Linked DNA regions of Homo sapiens: region 1 is linked to region 2. A link is an interaction called in ENCODE POLR2A ChIA-PET data of the cell type or tissue named here. Cell type or tissue: A673. All regions are shown on one strand.

Region 1 (2,500 bases), 140 kb before region 2:
GGATTACAGGCATGCACTACCACACCCAGCTAATTTTGTATTTTTAGTAGAGACAGGGTTTCTCCATGTTGATCAGGCTGGTCTGGAACTCCTGACCTCGGGTGATCCGCCCGCCTCGGCCTCCCAGAGTGCTGGGATTACAGGCATGAGCCACTGTGCCCAGCCTGAAATATTTTTTTAATCTACCCTGACTCCTCTTGCTCTTTCTGAAGAAAAATTTTTAAAAATGTATGTAGGTGCCTTTAATTAGAAAAAAAATTAAAAATTAAGGCAACTTGTGCTCATATTGGTAATAGCATTTCTTTCAAGAACTCAGTAATACTGCATTGTCTTTAAAGCATAATATCTCTTAGACTTGACGGTTTGAGATTCTAAATCACTGAAGAACCTCTTGTGAAAATGATAGTTTTAAAATTTCTTTTCAAAAATAGTCCTATTGCAAAATGTTTGATTTTCTTGAAGTTTCCTGGAAACTATATTTCATTCATTGTAATGAATTTAATTTTCATTAACATAGATCTCTAATATTTTTCTCAGCTCACCACAACCTCCACCTCCCGGGTTCAAGTGATTCTCATGCCACAGCCTCCCGAGTAGCTAGAATTACAGGCACCCACCCGGCTCATTTTTGTATTTTTAGTAGAGACAGGGTTTCACCATGTTGGCCAGATTGATCTCGAACTCCTGGCTTCAGGTAACCCACCCACCCTGGCCTCCCAAAGTGCTGGGATTACAGGTGTAGGCCACCATGCCCAGCCAGCTTTTCCATAATTCTTATAAATGCCAATGCCTGAAATGGAATCTGACATATAAAAAATTACATGAAGAACTTTTATTATTTTGCATTTGAAAACCATGAAAAATAGTTGGACCAGAGTCTCAGAAAGCTTGTAGTTTGTTAGTTTAACTGCTCTAAATGTCAGGCAGATACAAAACTATTAAAAGACATGCTTCAAATATGAAGACAATTTAAAAGCACAGCTGTACACTTTTGCTTTTTGTCTAGTTTCAAGGTAAAGATGAATAATCATTTAGATAATGCTTAAGCTATGCTTATGCATACTTAGAGCAATTCTCCAAAATAAAAAATTTTAATACTTAAATACATGATTAAAATAGACACGTATCCAATGTCAATACAGACTTTACTCAGAAATAGCTTTTGAAGTTTCTTCTACCCCATAAATAGATTTTATTTTATGGCTGGCAGAAATGAAAATTACAACTTTTTGCCAAGAACAGAGAATAGAATAATCTCAAATTGGGGCTGCGGACTCAGTTTTATGTTCAAAGCTGTGTGAACCTCATCACTGAGTTCTTACAAATCCCTGTGTCCACATGCTCCAAACCACCCACTGTGAGTTCAGAAAAGAACTCTGAGTGCATCTTTCAGTAGGAAAGTAAAAACTGATTTTTACATTTCCTTTGAGCCAAACCAGCTGTTTCTTCTTTAAAGATTTCCCTTTGAGATTTCCATTTTATGACTAAGTCTAACCAGTATTTTTTTGGCAAGTAAGAGTTGTGGGAGTGTATCTGTCATCATAAGGAAATCAAAGCCAGAAATGCCTTCTGCCATGGTGGGTGATGTTAAACATTTCAAGGAACTTTATATTATAAAAATTGTCAAACATAAAAGGAAAAGTGCAATATAATGAATTCCATGGACCCATCACACAGCATCAATATTTATCAACATTTTATCAATATTTTTTCATATATTTTTCCCACATCCACTCCCACTAGTGTTTGAAAGCAGAAGACAGATAACTTACCATCTTACCTGTTAACATTTCAGGATGTATTTCTAACAGGTAAAGACTTTATCATTTAATATTTAGACTGTGTTTGTTCAAATTATCTGATTAGATTCTATTTCAGAAAACACACACATAAACAAAAATGATAATGAGAAAAAGAAAGCCCTTCCACATGATTGACACTTCTGAGTAGTGTGATCCCAGTTCATGTCCATTGTCTGGGATAGCTATTAAATAAAACTTCCTCTCATAAAATTCTCTCCATTTAGAAGATAAATTCTGTGATTCACAAGCCTCTTTTTATTTATAATAGCCCTTCCCCTTTCTTTATGAATTTGAATTTGTTTTTTAAAGAAACTGTGATTTTCTCTGTAAAATTCCCCACATTCTGGATTTGGCCGATTTCATCTTGGTTCTTTTGTTTACTTTAACCTATTCCTCTATCCCCAGTATCTTCTGTGGACTGGTAGTTTGACTGGTTCTTTTTCTTTTCTTTTTTTTTTTTTTTTTTTTTTTTTGAGACAGGCTCTCGCTCTGTCGCTTAGGCTGGAGTGCAGTGGCCCAATCTCAGCTCACTGCAACCTCCACCTCCCAGGTTCAAGCTATTCTCATGCCTCAGCCTCCTGAGTAACTGGGACTGCAAGCATGTGCCACCTCATCCTGCTGATTTTTGTACTTTTAGTAGAGACGGGGTTTCGCCATGTTGGCCAGGCTGGTCTGGAACTCCTGGCCTCAAGTGATCC
Region 2 (2,500 bases):
CAGCGATTATAATAAGTGGTCATTTTGGTTTCTATCCAGACTCATAATGTGGGATTCATTTTCATTCTTGGCATGAATAGAATCTGATGAAAGTTAGCAGTAACATCTTTAAGACTAAGTTTTTTTTGCCACTATAGCACACGTTTACTTACGTAACAAAACTCCACATCCTGCACATGTACCCCTGAACTTAAAAGTTGAGGGGGAAAAAAAAGACAGTTTTTTGTCTTTTCTACAGCTCATGTTTAAACAAGCTGACAATTGAAAAAGGCAGAGCCCTGTAAGTTAGATGTTTCCTTGATGACTGTCAAAAATGAATTTAAAAAGAACCAGGCAAAAAATTAGACACTGCAAAAAAGTGCTGGTCCTGTGAAGAAACTACGATATACAAAGTACTAATTACAATGCATACAACAATGCTTTTAACATTATAACTAAACCAAAGTAAAACATTCCTTGGAAATTCTGGAAAAATGAAGGTGAGAGAACAGGGGGCGGGGGTGGGGAGGTCTTTTCTAGATATAGTTGCCATATAAAATACATAACAACCAATTACATTTGAATTTCAAATAAGCAACAAACTATTTGTTAGAATAAGTATGTCCCAAATATTGAAAGAGACACACACACTTACATGGAATAATATTTGTTATTCTGAAATATTTAAATAGAAGAAAAAGTGATTTAACTGGTGTCCTGTATTTTTCATCTGTTAAATCTGATAACCCTACTTCTAAAGTAATCCCCTACTCTTACAACAAAATGAAACTATGAATAGGAATATTAGAAAAGAATGACAATATTTAAGCCAGCACGGTAAAATTTAAAAATATTTAAAATTTTATTTTAATTTTAAAAATTAAAAAAATTTAAAAATATCTCTGATAAAATGTCTTGACAAGTAACCAGTAGTGGATATCTTGGGAAAGTAAATTGACTCTGCTATTTTTTCACCTTAAAAAATGTATGAGCGGTTGGGTGCAGTGGCTCACGCCAGTAATCCCAGCACTTTGGGAGGCCAAGGTGGGCAGATTACCTGAGGTCAGGAGTTTGAGACCAGCCTGGCTAGCATGGTGAAACCCCATCTCTATTATAAATACAAAAATTAGCCAGGCATGGTGGCACACACTTGTAATCCCAGCTCCTTGGGAGGCCAAGGCAGGGGAATCACTTGAACCTGGGTGGTGGAGGTTGCAGTGAGCCGAGATGGCGCCACTGCACTCCAGCTTGGGTGACAGAGCAAGGCAACGTCTCCAAAAAAAAAAGAAAAAAAAAAAAATTAGCTGTTTTAAGAATGAAAAATGAAATGGCAAGCACATACAAATGAACTTAGGAGATTCTTGTAAGATAAACCGATACATAGGATGAAAGATTACAAAGTTCCTTCTATTTATCAAATAGGCTCTTCTATCAGCTAAAAACAGTGCCAACATCCTCAATGATGTCCTTTTAGTCAATAATATATGTAATCTAGGTTGTAAGAACATATATGTATGTAAATATGTGTGTGTACATACCTAAATGTACTTTATCCTCTCTTGGATTTAATAGTTATTTGTACTTTGAATGTTTAAAAGTGTAATAAAAGGCATGATACCAAGAAATATTTTTATTTTTTCTGAACTGGCCTTCATGTAAAAATAGTTGTTTAACATTGATTCATATTTATTTGCCAAATCAAAAAATCACACTATGTGTCAGGGACTCTTCTAGACGCTGGAGACACAATATTGAATCATGGAGGCCCCAAGGAACTTTTAATCTTTAAGATTCTTTTTACTTCTCAAACTATTACTACGACCTGCCAGGGGAAAAGCAGTATAATCATTTAAAGGAGGGATGACTAAGCTGTTAGTGCCCACTATAAACGAAACTTAAAAAAAAAAAAAAAAACTAAAAAGAATGCACTGCTTTCCTTTTTATACTAAGATATTAAATATTATATTCTAATTGTATAAATGTTACATGACCTATATACAACCTTGTTGACCAAAACAAGCAGATGACATTAGAGCAAAAAATCAGTAAAACCAAAAATGCTGTGTACAACAAGCCCAAATTACATATAAAAATAATAAAGTATATTACTAGACAGATAATAGTGTTTTGTGAAGGGAAACCATTTTCTTCAAGTAAATTTCAAATCAAACAATGGCCCACACTTATGAGAATCCTCAAAGACAGTGTTCAGGATAAAGATTTGTCAAGGCTTTTCATTCTAAATCAAAGTAGTCAAGAAAAAGGCAAAGAGAAAATTTAAAGAGATCAGAATGACAATAATTTTAGACCATAACCTCCAGAGTTTATAGAAGGAAGTGACCTTGGAATAAATGTACACAAAGCCAAAACAACTGAGGCTATCAATACATAAAAAAGTACCAGATTACTGGTGCCAAAACAGACATATAGATCAATGGAACCCCAGAAATAACACCACACATCTACAACAATCTGAGCCTCAACAAACCAGATGAAAACAAGCAATGGGGAAATGATTCCC

The links. Peaks named below come from ENCODE experiments on the same cell type or tissue, not always from the same donor. Only the 100,000 strongest peaks of a DNase experiment are listed, where the experiment ranks them.
Region 1: POLR2A ChIA-PET joins it to region 2 with 5 read pairs; 3 of 35 experiments call an interaction of 5 or more read pairs at or near these places.

The regions. Positions count from the first base shown.
Region 1 is chr4:105,245,465-105,247,964 of GRCh38, forward strand. The region is part of intron 6 of TET2 (tet methylcytosine dioxygenase 2); the gene reads left to right. All of the region lies in intron 2 of TET2-AS1 (TET2 antisense RNA 1), which reads right to left. Among named protein-coding and RNA genes, the nearest start is that of TET2, 100 kb to the left of the region's middle. In A673, no CTCF peak of the experiment used is centred here; a DNase peak (open chromatin) is centred at 1,417; H3K27ac peaks cover 902 bases.
Region 2 is chr4:105,387,571-105,390,070 of GRCh38, forward strand. The region is part of intron 9 of PPA2 (inorganic pyrophosphatase 2); the gene reads right to left. Among named protein-coding and RNA genes, the nearest start is that of TET2-AS1, 36 kb to the left of the region's middle. In A673, no CTCF peak of the experiment used is centred here; no DNase peak of the experiment used is centred here.